Regions from separate parts of the Homo sapiens genome. Here region 1 is linked to region 2. A link is an interaction called in ENCODE POLR2A ChIA-PET data of the cell type or tissue named here. Cell type or tissue: OCI-LY7. All regions are shown on one strand. Links, peaks and the distances in the headings refer to the core of each region. The heading gives the core; the rest is flanking DNA.

Region 1 (8,346 bases), core at 66-8,065, 71 kb after region 2:
AAGAGTTTGAGACCAGGCTGGGCAACATGGTGAGACCCCGTCTCTACAAAAAAATTTAAAAATTCAATAAAAATTGTTAAGTGATAAGAGCTGTGGAAAAAGAAGGAACAGAGTAGGTGTAGTTCATTGCTACATTGGTAGCCCCCAAGGATCCTTACCTAATGGTGTTCATGCCTTTCTGTAGTTTGTCCCTTCCATGTCACCTCAAGCCTTGGTGATATGACTTGCTTTATCCAATGGGAAATTATCAAGCATGATGCAAACAGAGTTTGATAAGTGCTTGGACACTGGGACTTGACCGCTTGGAAAGCTCCTCCTTGGAAGCTATCTACCATGCTACAAAGAAGGCTGGGCTAGACTTGAATCATGAGATACCACGTGGAAAGGGGCCCTGGAGGAGGAGAGCAGCACATCTTGGACACTGCAGGCCCAGCTGAGATCTCGGATTAATACAGTTACAATCAGACCACAAAGCTGGGCCAGCCCTTTTCCCTGTTCTTTCATCTTTTTGGAATATTATTTAGTCTTTAAAAGGAAGGAAGCATGTTGTTACATGCTACAACACAAATGAACCTTGAACACACTATGCTAAGTGAAATAAGCTACTCACAAAAGAACACATACTCTATGATTCCAGCTCTATGAGGTATCTAAAGTAGTCAAATTCACAGACATAGAAAGGAGAGTGTTGGTTACCAGGGGCTAGGAGGAGAAGGCAAAGGGGAGTTATTGTTTAACAAGTAGAGAGTTTTAATTCTCCAGGAAGAAAATGTTCTGGAGATCTGTTTCACAATAATGTAAATATACTTACGACTACTGAAATATGCACTTAAAAACGGTTAAGACAGTACATTTTACGATATGTGTTTTTTCCTACATTTTTTATTTTTTATTTTTTATTATTATTATTATTATTTTGAGACAGAGTCTCACTCTGTTGCCCAGGCTGGAGTGCAGTGGCACGATCTCGGCTCACTGCAACCTCCACCTCCTGGGTTCAAGTGATTCTCCTGCCTCAGCCTCCCTAGTAGCTGTGATTACAGGTGCCCGCCACCACACTCAGCTAATTTTTTGTATTTTTAGTAAAGACAGGGTTTCGCCATGTTGGCCAGGCTGGTCTCGAACTCCTGACCTCAGGTGATCCACCCGTCTCTGCCTCCCAAAGTGCTGGGATTACAGGTGTGAGCCACTGCTCCCAGCCTACTACATTTAAAAAAAAAAAAAAAAAGTGTGGCAGTTACCTATTGCTGCATAACAAACCATCCCAAAGCATGTGGCTTAAAATAGCAGTCATGTATTATTTCTCACAGTGCTGAGACAGCTGTATGGTTCTCCTGAGGTTTTGCCTGGTCCCGTTCATGCTGTATGCTCGGCTGAAAAGCTGGCTGGGCTAGAAGATCCTAGATGACCTCACACACATCTCTGGTGGCGAGCATGGCTGCTTGCTAGGCCACCACTTTACTTTTTTCTATGGCCTCTCCCTCTCCAAAAGAGTAGAACTACTTTCCTACAGAGCAGTCTTAGAACAGTGTTCCAAGAACGTAAGGATTCAGGGTCAAGGCCTCTGGAGGTTTAGGCATCAGAACTCACACAACATCACTTCCATTATATTTTATTGGCATAAAGCAAGTCTCAAGGCCCAACTAGAATCAAGGGAGGATGACATGGGCTCCACCCCTTGATAGGAGAAACTATAACATCTTGAGGCAGGGTTTTATAATTTACCAAAGCCCTCTGCTTTGTTACAATCAAAAATTATTTTCAAACACTATCAGTTTGCTGAAGGGAAATTAACTGTACACTACCTGGTACAATTGTCAACAATTCCAAGTTTGAGTAAAAGTAGCCTACAAATTTTGGATAATAGTGAAAAATTACGAGATCATGCTAGGTTTGGGGATGAAACTTACTATGAACATCACAGGAACTTGCAATGATTTCTAGGAAACTTAGTATAAATCTGAGAAAACTGCCTCATTTTAATAATGGGGATACTCATACCTTGATTATCGAAAAATCCTTGAAGAGTTTTCTGATAAAATTCACCATTACCATTAAAGCTATTTATAATTATCTATCTTTGCAAAAATGATTTTTTCTAAGAACGTCATTGGCAGGGCTGGGCGCATGGGCTCATGCCTGTAATCCCAGCACTTTGGGAGGCCGAGGCGGGTGGATCACCTGAGGTCAGGAGTTGGAGACCAGCCTGACCAACATGGTGAAACCCTGTCTCTACTAAAAATACAAAAATTAGCAGGGCATGGTGACGCATGCCTGTAATCCCAGCTACTTGGGAGACTGAGGCAGGAGAATCGCTTGAACCTGAGAAGCAGAGGTTGCAGTGAGCCGAGATCGTGCCACTGCACTCCAGTCTAGGCAACAGAGTGAGACTCTGTCTCAAAAAAAAAAAAAAAAAAAAAAAGAACGTCATTGGTGATGTGTGATGAATCTCTCCTATTCTAATAAGTGAACTCTTCATTACTTACAAAAAATACACAAAGACTCTAGATAATAATACCATGTTTATTTTTATGAGTAAGCCTAAATCCTTTCCTTTAGAAAATGAATACAAACAGCTGCCTGCCATGAAGTTCCTTTCAAAAGCATAATGCTATTTGGTTGGGCTTTGCCAGGTTATATTTATTTTGCCTTTGAAAAGGAAGAGCTCTCCATATGTTCATAAAGCTCATACTCCTGGCTGTTTTTAAGCTATCCTGTTGGAATAATCCTGTGGGATGTCCCTGATCCCAAATCAGTACAAACATTGTATCATCTCTGATTATGGGTTTCTCAAATATATAGTAGAAATAAGAATATATTAAAAACAATTACCAATAATTTATTTGAATTCAAACCTCTTGAAAAACTGACTACACCATGAATTCAATTTTATCAATTATTGGATTTACTCTAAATGTATGAAGAAAGGAAGAGATTGGGAAAAGTATCTCTAATCTTGCACATTTATCTAATGGGGAGGGGTGTCTGATCTGAATCAGTACTCCTCAAATTTTAGTACATGTAAGAATTACCTGGGAAACTTTTTAAAAATACAGATTCTGGGCCCCACCACCAGAGATTGTAATTCAGTAGGTCTTGGATGGAGCCTGAAAATTTTATGTCTAACAATCTGTAAGGTGATGCTGATGCTGCTCATCCCTGGACCACATAATAAGACTGTCTTAATCTACATTAGATACAAAAAGAGTTTGCATAAGAGAGTACACCTTTTCTCTTTTACCCTTGTTAAAAGATAATATGCAGGCATTACACAACATATCCTTCAAAAGCAATAACCTGTGAGTCCCCCTTTTATTTGCTCTATGAAGTAGCTTAAATGGTTATTGCTGAAACTAGATTCTATTGAGATTTGGACTTTTTATTTGTTTGTTCCAAGTAAATCTTTCACACAACTCTAGCAATGGTCTTTGGTGTTTGGTGAAGAATAATGCTACCTATCGTATCATCATTGTGGTAGACCGTTTAAAAGCCAGAAATTCCACCCATCTGACGTTGCATCCTTTGCAGTGTGACTTTGCTGATTCTCCCATCCAGAATTAGAGTCTATTCGTCAACCTTCCTGAATCTGAGCTGGGTTTGTAACTTGCTTTAATCAATAGAATGTGCTGGAAGTGATGTGATGCAAGTCTCAGCCCCTCAGTCTCAAGAGACTTTGCAGCTTCCACATTTGTCTTTTGGAAAACTGTCCTGGAATAGCCAAGTGAGAGAGGTGGTCTAGCCTAGTGAAGGATGCCAGACCATGAAGGAGAACTGAGGCACCTCAGCCAGCACCAACTGCCCAGATGTGTGAGGGAGGCCATCCTGGAGTTCAAGCCCCGGGGACCTCCAGCTGAAGGCCATTGCATGAATGCACCTAAGCAAACCCAGTGAAGAACCTGCCAAGTCAATCCTTAGAAACATGAGAAATAATAAGTCATTGTTTTTAAGCCACTACATTTTGGGTGCTTTGTTCAGTAGCAATAATTAAGTTATACAGCCATGCTGTATGTTTCAATTAATCTTGATAAGGAAGGACTCTGAGTTCTATAACAGAACAGAAGTAATAATGTGATAGTACCTCACAGTCAGCAGCGCCTGCAATAATACAGCAGAGCTCACATCATTGAGTAATGGTGCAATACATTGGCCCATCCTTACTCTTCCCTACTAAGAGGAAGTGGGTTAATTCCTAATTTTTAAAAACTTGTAAAAAGTTGTATAAAAATTGTATACATATATAATTTATATCACCTTTATATATATTTATATATAAATATAACCATTATATATATTTTGATATATTTATATGTAAATATATATTTTGATATATTTATGTGTAAACATATATTTTGATGTATTTATAGGTAAACATACATTTTGATATATTTATATGTAAACATATATTTTGATATATTTATATGTAAACATATAATATATTTTGATATATTTATATGTAAATATATATTTTATATTATATATTTACATATATTTTATATATTTACATATAAATATATAATATATTTTAACATATTTATATATAAATCTTTATATATGTTATATATTTATATATTTAAATAATATATTTTTATATATTTATATATTTAAATAATATATTTTTATATATTTATATATAATATATTTTTATATATTATATATTTTATATAAATATATAATGGTGATATAAATTATATATAAATTATATTTATATATATAGTGGTGATATAAATTATATATATGTATACACCATTAATTATTCTCCATCTGAAGGAGTCAACAACAATGACATAATCAAGAAAATGAGCCCTCTGCATTATCAGGTTCTCCTTACACTTGGAAAATATGAGCAAAGCTTGCATAGAAGTACAATGCATGATCATGTAAGAGAAGAAGATGATTCAACAGAGAGGAGGATGCTAGGAATTGCCCCACCACACAGGCAGAGCATTAGTTGTGGTAGAAACAAAGCAAAGCTTTCCAGAATAAAACCACTGATAACTCAGCGTTTATTTTTCAAGAGAAATGGGTAGGAATTACATTGAAGTAATATCTTCCTCCATAGTCTGTTAATTAGATGATCTGAATAAAGATACTTCATAATATTCCCTTGCATTTCTAAAATGTTTATAAGTTTTAACTTTCATTTTCAAAAGATTTAATTTGATTATGGGAGATAAGATACGGTATATTTTATTATCATCACTGGGGGAAAAAAATAGCAAAATTTGAAGTCCAGACAAAAATTTGCCCAAATTCTAACTGATGAACACATAAATATTTCTCATTTAGTGCTAGAATCACCTCAATTTCAGCAGACCATAGTGAGGGGGTTGAGGGACTCTAATTCAGAAGCAAAATGAGTGTTAACAGTTTTCATTTAGAGTTGTTTCTTTTTTAGAATTCAGTCTCTTGCCACCTTTCCCCAGTTTCATATTCAGCGGGTCTGAGTTGAATCCCTGAACCTGCTTTTTTTTTCTTTTTTTTTTTTTTTCCCTGAGATGAAGTCTCGCTCTGTTGCCCATACTGGAATGCAGTGGTGTGATCCCGGCCCACTGCAACCTCTGCCTCGTGGGTTCAAGCAATTCTTCTGCTTCAGTTTCCCTTGCAGCTGGGATTACAGGCATGTGCCACCACGCCGGGCTAATTTTTGTATTCTTAGTAGAGACAGGGTTTCACCATGTTGACCAGGCTGGTCTCGAACTACTGACTTCAGGTGATCCACCCATCTCGGCCTCCCAAAGCGCTGGGATTACATGCAAGAGCCACCGCACCCGGCCTGAATCTGCATTTTTAATAAGCATCCCGGGTGATTTTTATGCAAGAGGTCCTTGGATCAGTTTTGGAAAACGATGCAGGGGTTTAAAACACAATGTTTGGAGTAACCTGAGTCCAGCCCCAGCTCTGTCCTGGCTGCTTGACGTCAGACAAGTTTATCTTTATGAGCCTCAGAATCTTCACTTATAAAATGAGGACCATAATTACTTTGTTCAGGCTGACATAACAAAGTACCACAAACTAAATTTATTATCTCACAATTCTAGAACTACAAGTCTGAGATCAAGAGGTTGCCAGGGTTGGTTCTTGCTGGGGGCTGTGAGGGAGAATCTGTTCCATGCCTCTCTCCGAGCTTTGGGTGGTTTGCTAGCAGTCTTTGACACTCCTTGGTTTGTAGATTTCTGCCTTCATCTTCACATGGTGTTCTCCCCATGAGACTGTCCGTGTCCAAATTCCCCCTTTTGTAAGGACAACAATCATGTTGGATTAGAGGCCTACCCTACTTTAGTATGACCTCATCTTAACTGATTACTATTATGTCTTAACAATGACATCTTAACTAGTTTTATTCCATTGTCTCCTGAAACACTGGGAGTGTGAGCCTCCTTTCTACCTTTACTATAGGTTATGACATATAATTATCATTTAAACAAGAGAAATGGCCCTTTCAAAATGGTTCTTGTATACTAGAAAGATAAATGATCTGTGTTTTCTTTATTTTACAAAATATAAGAAATATAGCAATTAGGAAAACCTTACCAATGCACTCAGGGTCTGAAAGCTGTGGGAAACAAAGCAATCACCTTGGTGCTTTCTCTGCTTTTAGAAAGAAACTTATTTTTTAAAATCCTGCTTTTAATTATATTACTTAGGCCCCAGGGTACTGAGTCTTTTCTAATTGTTTGCCTTTTGTATAAGGGTTTTTCCATTGTTTCAAGGTTTTATTTACTTACGTATAATTCAACTAATAGAATTGTTGACTCTCTTAGAAGTTAAGGTAGTTTGCCGGGTGCAGTGGCTCATGCCTATAATCCCAGCACTTTGGGAGGCGAAGGTGGGTGAATTACCTGAGGTCAAGAGTTCCAGACCAGCCTGGCGAGACCCCATCTCTACTAAAAATACAAAAATTAGCCACGCATGGTGGCTTATGCCTGTAATCCCAACTACTCAGAAGGCTGAGGCACAAGAATTGCTTGAACCCGGGAGGCGGAGGCTGCAGTGAGCCAATATTGTGCCACTGCACTACAGCCTGGGTGACAGAGTGAGTCCATCTAAAAAAAAAAAAAGAAATTAAGGTAGTTTAAAGGGTTTATTGTTTAACTTAATGATTAAATTCCCCATGTTGTCCCAAAATATGGCACTTCTTACAAAGAAAAGAGACACCATTAAAAAGTAAGTAGAATTGCGTAAGAGCAATTTTCAGAGTAACTATCTATTCTCATTATCCCCCAGCAAATTAGCCACTTCACAGATTATTTGCTGAAAACGTAAACTCTTATCAAAGACAGGATGTGAAAGCTAAGGTATTTGCATTACCATTAACCCTCTAGTGACTCTGCAACTCTGAAAGCTCTCAAAATATGTCATTTCTTGGCTGGCTGATCACCCAAATATGACAAAGACAGGTGTTATGGTTAATTTTATGTATCAACTTGACTGGCCATGGGGTGCCCAGATTAGACATTGTTTTTGAGTGTATCTGGGAGGGTATTTCCAGATGCAATTAGCATTTGAATCAGTGGACTCATTGAAGTAGACTGCTCTTCCCATGTATATGGGCATCATCTGATCAATTGAGAGCCTAAATAAAAGAAAAAGTGGAGAAAGGAGAAATTTGCCCTGCTCTGCTGAGCTCGGACACCTCATTTCAGCTTCTTGGCCCTCAGAACGTGATTTACATAATTATTTCTCCTGTTTTCCGTCCTTCTGACTGAATTGTACCACTGGCTTTCCTGGGTCTCCAATTTACAGATGGCAGATTGTGGGACTTCTCAGGCTCCATAATTGCATGAACCAATTTCTCATGAACCAATGCCTAGGTGACAGAGCGAGACTCTGTCTCACAAAAAAAATAAATAAATAAAAATGTATATATATATATCCATATGTATATTACTGGTGCTCTTTCTCCGGAGAACTCTGACTAATGCAGTTAAGGAACTATATATGCATCTAACTATGCATGCATATGTAATGCATGCAAGTTTTCTATAAAGTTGTAGAAATTTCTAGTTAGGGTCATCAGCATATGATCAGAGTCTGACCTTTTGTAAAACTCGAAGAAATATTCTCCAAACTCCTTCAAAATTACATTGCGGTCAATATATGGTAAGATAAAGAAAACTGGGTATGCTTTACACTTCAGCAATGTCTTCCTTTTTTTCTTTTTTTTTTTTTGAGACGAAGTCTCAATCTGTCACCTAGGCTAGAGTGCAGTGGCACGATCTCGGGTCACTGCAACCTCCACCTCCTGGGTTTCAGTGACTCTCCTACCTCAGCCTCCTGAGTAGCTGGGATTAAAGGCACCTGCCACTACGCCCGGCTACTTTTTGTATTTTTAGTAGAGACGGAGTT
Region 2 (8,346 bases), core at 237-8,236:
GACAAGTCCATAGGTGATGCTGATGCTCCTGTTCTAGGGACCACCCATTTGAGAACCTCTGTTGTAGGCTATGGGTGTGGCAGGAATAATTCCCTATTGGAAAATCAGCATCTGTTAATAAAAGAAGAAAGAAACAAAAGAAGAAGGATGCTGGCCAGGGAGCAAATGTCAATCACGACTCCATTCTCATTAAAATAAAAACATTCTGACAACCACAAATATTCTCCAACAATTCTGTAGGGACAGGGGAATCTGGAGTGAAAAGAGAAATCTCATCTGTCATTCAGTTTGTGAAATTAATTGAGACATAAACTGATTTTTTTTGTCTCTTCAATTTTGCCAAAATTCAAAACAGAGCTCAGGAATCAAATAAAAGACAGCAGTTTTTGCTAGAGAGAGCCATGTATCATTTTCCAATGTGATATGAATTGTCACATAAATCTTTCTTAGTACAATTCACTGAAGATAAATATAGTGCTTAAGGAGATAATGTCTATATATCAAACAATTGAGTCATTTTGATCCATACTAGTGAAATCAAGACAGCAGCCTATAGTTTTGAATGATCCAAGATAAAAAATAGAATCACAGCCCCTGACTATTGCTGTTATTTTTAATCTGTTCTTAGAATCCAGAAATCAAAGAATTTTAGAACTCAAAGGACCTTAGAAATCATCTAGCCCAGGTATTGCAAACCACCAGACAATGGACCACATTTCACCCTCAAAAGGTTGTTTTATTTGCCCTGTACAGGAGTGTTTTTATGTTAATTAATATTTTTGCCATATTTTAAATTTTTCAACTTTTTTAATGAGTTTGAAGATCTGGTGCAACACATTATAGGCAAAAGTCTATATTCCACATGAAAAAATGCTCATCATCACCGGCCATCAGAGAAATGCAAATCAAAACCACAATGAGATACCATCTCACACCAGTTAGAATGGCGATCATTAAAAAGTCAGGAAACAACAGGTGCTGGAGAGGATGTGGAGAAATAGGAACACTTTTACACTGTTGGTGGGAGTGTAAACTAGTTCAACCATTGTGGAAGTCAGTGTGGCGATTCCTCAGGGATCTCGAACTAGAAATACCATTTGACCCAGCCATCCCATTACTGGGTATATACCCAAAGGATTATAAATCATGCTGCTATAAAGACACATGCACATGTATGTTTACTGCGGCACTATTCACAATAGCAAAGACTTGGAACCAACCCAAATGTCCAACAACGATAGACTGGATTAAGAAAATGTGGCACATATACACCATGGAATACTATGCATCCATAAAAAAATGATGAGTTCATGTCCTTTGTAGGGACATGGATGAAACTGGAAACCATCATTCTCAGCAAACTATTGCAAGGACAAAAAACCAAACACCGCATGTTCTCACTCACAGGTGGGGATTGAACAATGAGAACACATGGACACAGGAAGGGGAACATCACACACCGGGGACTGTTGTGGGGTGGGGGGAAGAGGGAGGGATAACATTAGGAGATATACCTAAGGCTAAATGACGAGTTAATGGGTGCAGCACACCAACATGGCACATGTATACATATGTAACAAACCTGCACATTGTGCACATGTACCCTAAAACTTAAAGTATAATAATAAAATTTTTTTTAAAAAAAGTCTATATTCCCTCACAGCATGTTAAGTGGGAGGTGAATGCTACCACCCTCCTCCATTTTTTTTTTTTTTTAGACGGATTCTAGCTCTGTCACCAGGCTGGTGCGATCTGGGCTCACTGCAACCTCTGCTTCATGGGTTCAAGCGATTCTCCTGCCTCAGCCTTCCGAGTAGCTGGGACTACAGGTGCACGCCACCAAGCCCAGCTAATTTTTATATTTTTAGTAGAGACAGGGTTTCACCATGTTGGCCAGAATGGTCTCAATCTCTTGAGCTTGTGATCTGCCCTTCTCGGCCTCCCAAAGTGCTGGGATTACAGGCATGAACCATTTGAAGGAGCTCTTACTCCTACTCTTCAGTTTGATGAGGACACTGCAGCACTGTGATTTTACAACCAGATCTCTTCACTTGTCTCCAGGGCCTGCTGTGGTTCCGTAGGCATTTAGGTTGGCTGCCTCTCATCTAGACCAACTCCCCTGTTTGACCACTGAGAATACTGAGGTCCATGGTGATGACCAACTTTAATTTACATCATCTCTCAGGGGCAGACCGAGTTTGCATTGCCAGTTTTTCCCATTTTTAGAATATAGTTTCTGTAACAGACAAATTTTTTACCATAAATAAGAGAATTGCAAAGTTTACCTTTTAAATTCTACTCATTTGGAGCTGGGCACAGTGGCTCACACTTGTAATCCCAGCACTTTGGAGGCCGAGGTGGGGGGATCACCTGAGGCCAGGAGTTCGAGACCAGCCTGGCCAACATGGTGAAACCCCATCTCTACTAAAAATACAAAAATTAGCCAGGCATGGTGGCGCACACCTGTAGTCCCAGCTACATGGGAGGCTGAGACAGAACTGCTTGAACCTGGGAGGCAGAGGTTGAGATGAGCTGAGATCACACCACTGCACTCCAGCCTAGGTGACAGAGCAAGACTCTGCTCAAAAAAAAACAAAAAAAAAGTCTGCTCATTCAGCCACGCTCAGTGGCTCACACCTATAATCCTAGCACTTTGGGAGGCCAAGACAGAAGGATTGCTTGAAACCAGGAGTTTGAGACTAGCCTGGGCAACATAGCGAGATCTTGTCTCTACTAAAAATTTTAAAAATTAGCCAAGTATGGTGGCGCGTGTGTGTAGTCCTAGCTACTTGGGAGGCTGAGGTGGAAGAATTGCTTGAGCCGGGGAGCTCAAGGTTGCAGTGAGCTATGATTGTACCACTGCACTCCAGACCGGGTAACGGAGCATGACCATGTCTCAAAAGTAAGTAAGTAAATAAATAAAGAAATCCTGCTCAGTCATACTGAGGTAGGTGATAAAATCAGTATATAGCTTATTTCAGAAATCCAAAGAAGAACAAATCCATGAACAATGTAAGAATGATAGACCACAAGTTTAATGTGAAATGAATCTTATTTGGATTAGGTACCTTAGATAGTTTTAATTCCTTTGGCTAGAAAGTGATGGGTTTTTTCTGTTTAAAAGTGATTTATTCTACCTTATACCCATTAGAATGGTTACTATCAAAAAACACAGAAAATGACAAGTGTTTGAGAGGATGTAGAAAAATTGTGATCTTTGTGCTCTATTAGTGAAAATATAAAATGGTGCAGCCACTGTTACCAAGACACCAGGGTTTAGGTCCTGCTGCTCACTGCACAGAAAGCCAATAACTGAGACAATGAGTGTTTCCAAGAAAAAAGGCATTAATCAGGTGATGCTGCCAAGGAGATCAGCCTCAAATCCATCTCCCTAACCAACTGAAATTAGGGGTTTATACAGCATGGAAGAAATGTAACCACATGTGGGAAAACAGGAATTAGGGAGGGGTAAGCAAGAGAAGTTGGTCAACAGGAAGCAGGTGATGAATTAGGCAATCATGATGGGTGAGGAGTCTGGTGTCTTATTATCCAGATGCAGTGATCTGGTAAATTTCAGTTCCTTGGTACTATCTGGGAGGCCTGATGGTTGGTTTTTTTTTTTTTTTTTTTTTTTTTTTTGAGACAGAGTCTGGCACTGTCACCCAGGCTGGAGTGCAGTGGCGTGATATCTCGGCTCACTGCAAGCTCCGCCTCCGGAGTTCACGCCATTCTCCTGTCTCAGCCTCCTGAGTAGCTGGGATTACAGGCGCCTGCCGCCACGCCCAGCTAATTTTTTGTATTTTTAGTAAACACGGGGTTTTACCATGTTAGCCAGAATGGTCTTGATCTCCTGACCTCATGATCTGCCCATCTTGGCCTCCCAAAGTACTGGGATTACAGTCGTGAGCCACCCCACCCGGCCGATGGTTGGTTTCTTAAGAAAGGTACTCAGGTAAGACAAATGTAACTTTTTCAAGTTTTAAAACTGAGAGAGTCAATTTCTATGTTTATTCAAAAGAAATGAAAAATATTAGTTCTATGGGACAATTGGGTTGGTTTCACCATTATAAAAAACAGTATGGCAGTTGCTCAACAAAAAGTAAAAAGAAAATTACCATACAATCCAGCAATTCTACTTCTGGGTATATATCCAAAAGAATTGAAAGCAGGATCACAGAGACATTATTTGTACAGTCATTTTCATAGCAACACCATTCCCAATAGCCGAGATAGAAACAACCTAAATTTGCCTGTCCATTAACAGATGAACAGAATTCTACAATGTGGTGTGTGTGTGTGTGTGAGTGTGTGTGTATGGAATATTATTCAGCCTTCAAAAGGAAGGAAATTTTGACATATGCCACAACCTAAATAAACCTTGAGTGCATTATGTTAAGTGAAATAAGTCAGACACAAAAAGATAAATACTGTATGGTTCCATTCCTATGAGTTATTTTAAATAGTCAAATTTGTAGAAAAAGAAAGAAGCATGGTAATTGCTGGGGGCTGGGGGAGGGATAAATGAGGAGTTATTGTTTATTGAACATAGAGTTTCACTTTTGCAAGATGAAATAGTTCTGGAGATCATTTGCACAACAATGTAAATATGTTTAACACTACTGAATTGCATGCTTTAAAATGGTTAAGATGGTAAATTTAATGTTATATCCTTTTTATCATAATAAAAAATAATTTTTAAAAAGAATTTCTTAGTTAAGTCTACTAGAATTTTTTTAAATCTGGTGTAATTATTTCACAGGTCAGAATGTGGAATCCAAAGACGAAATAGAAAGCAGATATGTCTCATCCTGCTGAGGCTAACTGAACATTCTGTATACCTCTGGGAGAGATCTTCTATGTACATGAACATAGGTAAGCAAGTTCAAAAACAAAGTCAGACTTTAAAAAGATTTTATTGAAATGACAAATTATGGAATGTTGTCTAGAGCTGGAACTAATAAATTTTTATATTAGATTTCACCTCACTCCAAAAACTACAGTAAAAATGTTTGTATTTAGGCTGGGCGTGGTGGCTTAAGCCTGTAATCCCAGCACTTTGGGAGGCCGAGGCAGGAGAATGGCATGAACCCGGGAGGCGGAGCTGCAGTGAGCTGTGATCACACCACTGCACTCCAATCTGGGTGACAGAGCGAGCCTCCATCTCAGGGAAAAAAAAAAAAAAAAAAAAAAAAGTTTGTATTTAATATGTTTCAAACTTACTCTAAAAACATAATGTGTAAAAAATTGAGAAATTCCATTGCTATAATTAAGAAAATTCAGATATGTGGAGAATAGAAAATATACTTTATAATATTTAACCCATCCTTATATTTGGGATAAATAATCTAGTTTTTAGATTTTAATAATTTTCTCAATATAGATTAATCACCTCTATTCACTAATCCTAGAGATCGTTGTTCCTGAAATTAACAGCAAGGACAATATTGGTAGCTCACAATGTAATAGTTGCGTATCCACTGGGTCATCAATCACTGACAAAACGTGAGATCAGTGTCAATGTCCCAGAAGGCAGTTCTAATGCAAACTACCCTCTGAAGATTTTATCATTGTTGACCTATATTTATCTATTGAATAAGGGATCTGTAAGCCACCAGCATGCATATCATTTTGTCTGAACAGCTTTCCACACTGTCTCCTCATCTCTAAAGACTGTCAAGGAAAGCACCACACTCCCAGGTGCCCCAAAAGCAACTCAATGGGCTGGCTTTGGTTCACTGGAGACGTTTCATTCAGCTCCTCTCTGTCAATGTTTCTTACAGACAGTCTATAACCATTGTGCTCCTGGTTCTATATAGAAGAGTGTCTATAAGAGACATTGACAGAGAGGAGCTGAATGAATGATTCTATTCAGCTGTAAACAGTGATGTCCAGGCCTATGGAATGGAAACTGGAATCTGCCCAGGAAACAGATTAGTCTAGTACTCTAAGGCTAGGCCATCCTTGAAATGCCAATTAAAAATTTGGGAGAAAAATGATGAAGAAGTCACAGTTATTACCTGTGTCTTGAAGCTTAGTTGCACCAACAAACATTATCACTAGGCAACAATACTCTCATGAATTCTCTGAGTGATGAGGAAGGGGCATAAGGAGAGAGGAAATAAAGCAATGAGACTAGTCTTTGCTCTTAAGAAGTTTGTATCTTAGTCAAGGAGATAAATGCTATTTACGTGATTCCAGAAAATGCATGACAGTCTATAATCAACTATTAAAATTTGTGATTACTTATACTTTTATTAAAAGAATTCAGAGGATGGCTGTGCATGATGGCTTCTGCCTGTAAATTTCAGCTCTTTGGGAGGCTAAGGTGTGGGAATCACTTGAGACTAGGAGTTTGAGACCAACCTGGACAACATAGTGAGACCTTGTCTCTAATAAATAAATAAATAAATAAAATTTTAATTAGCCAGGTGTGGTGGTGATGCATCCCTATCGTCCTAGCTACTTGGTAAACTGAAGCAAGAGGGTCACTTAAACCCAGGAGGTTGAGGCTACAGTGAGTTATGATGGGGCCACTGCACTACAGCCTGGACAACAGTGCAAGACCCTGTCTCTAGAAAAAGAAAAAGAATTCGGAGGAGGAAAAGACCAAGGTGATGTAGGTGTCAAGAAGGGTTTCATGAACTTGATATGGTTCCCATTTGATAGAAAGGTAGAACTTGATATACAAAAATAATTTGAGAATGAACCACCCATATGCTCCTGCCTAGGTTCTACAATAAACAGTTTCCATATTTGCTTTATCACACATTATGCTAAGTGACACAAAAGACCACGTGCTTTATGATTCTACTTATATGAGATATCAAAACAGGAAAATCCATAGAGATAAAAGTAGATTAATGGTTGCAGGTGTTGGGTGGGGGCAGGCATGAGGAGTGACTGTGGAAGGGTAAGGAGTTTCTTTTGGGGGCGATGAAAATATTTTGGAATTAGATTGCAGTGATGGTAGCATGACCTTGTAAATGACAAGATCTTGAACAAATCTGAGATCGGACGCAAAAGGTCAGTGGCCAATCTTTGTCCAGGGGAGAACACTACCCTTAATGTCTTAACCCTTGTATGGAAAACCTGTTGTAACAGTTAACCTTTTTTTTTTTTTCAGACAGAGTCTCACTCTGTTGCCCAGGTTGGAGTGCGATGACACGATCTTGGCTCACTGAATCCTCCACCTCCTGGATTCAAGCAATTCTCCTGCCTTAGCCTCCTGAGTAGCTGGGACTACAGGCGTGTTCCGCCACACCCAGCTAATTGTTGTATTTTTAGTAGAGACGAGGCTTCACCATATTGACCAGGCTGGTCTCAAACTCCTGACCTCAGGTGATCCACCTGTCTCAGCCTCCCAAAGTGCTGGGATTATAGGTGTAAGCCACCACGCCCAGCCTGTAACAGTTAACTTTATATGCCAACTTGACTACACCATAGGGTTCCCAAATTAAACATTATTTTTGAATGTGTCACTGAGGTTTTTTCCAGATGAGATTGGCATTTGAATTGGTGGGCTGAGTAAAGCAGATGGCCTTCTCAAATGTGTGTGGGCATCATCCAATCGAGGGACTGAATAGAAAAAAATGGCAAAGGAAGGGGGAATTTGTCCTTTGCTTTCTTCCTGTCTGCATGAACTGGGACATCAGTCTTTGCCTGTTCTTGGACTTGAGACAAAGCAGAGACCCTCTGAGAGGCCTGTGGGCACCCCATACGATGAAAATAAAAGAAAATATTTGGTTCCTTCAGGGGAAATTCCAGGCACCTAGCTAGCCCTGAGAAGTAAATGAGCAACTCAAAAAGTAAGAAGGAATGGTAGCTTAAAACAATAGCCAAGGAAGTTAGAGTTAAAGGATGTTTGGTGTTCCCTATAGAAACTAAAGACAACATCTTAACCTATGTGCCTGAGCTGTTTTCAGAAACCTGGATCCCCATCAAATAAACATGCTGGCATGTAGACCTCAGATAAGGGAAAACTGAGGAATGAACTCTGCAGTTCTTTATTGTAAAGTTCTTCCTGAGGGGTCTGGAGGAAATCATGCCCATGAGCCAGAGCTAACATTCTTTTCTGCTAACCCCACATTTTTAAACAGAGATTCTCTTCCTTCACTAATTGCAAATCAGAAAGTCTTTGAATATACCTATGACCTATAATCCCCTGCCTTAAGATATCCAACCTTTTGGGGCCAAATCGATGTGTAATCTCCATGTATTGATTTACAATTTTTACTATAACTTCAACTTTCCTAAAATTTACCCCCACCTTTAAATAACACTCACAAGCCATCAGAGGGGTCATGTCTCAAGCGTAAGCTGCCCAATTCTTCATGCTTGGGCCCCTCC

Evidence for each region. ChIA-PET counts read pairs that join two places held together with the same protein. Peaks named below come from ENCODE experiments on the same cell type or tissue, not always from the same donor. Only the 100,000 strongest peaks of a DNase experiment are listed, where the experiment ranks them.
Region 1: POLR2A ChIA-PET joins it to region 2 with 12 read pairs; 3 of 35 experiments call an interaction of 5 or more read pairs at or near these places.

What each region holds. Positions count from the first base shown.
Region 1 is chr2:224,666,188-224,674,533 of GRCh38, reverse strand. No RefSeq gene overlaps it. Among named protein-coding and RNA genes, the nearest start is that of CCDC195, 46 kb to the left of the region's middle. In OCI-LY7, for the core only: no CTCF peak of the experiment used is centred there; a DNase peak (open chromatin) is centred at 7,373; H3K4me3 peaks cover 1,987 bases; H3K27ac peaks cover 3,334 bases.
Region 2 is chr2:224,737,821-224,746,166 of GRCh38, reverse strand. It overlaps LOC105373911 (a long non-coding RNA gene), which reads left to right and starts at 3,725. Exons shown (of 3, transcript XR_923957.2): 1 at 3,725-3,952; 2 at 4,760-4,872; 3 at 7,124-7,475. In OCI-LY7, for the core only: no CTCF peak of the experiment used is centred there; DNase peaks (open chromatin) are centred at 2,866 and 3,546; H3K4me3 peaks cover 2,461 bases; H3K27ac peaks cover 3,400 bases.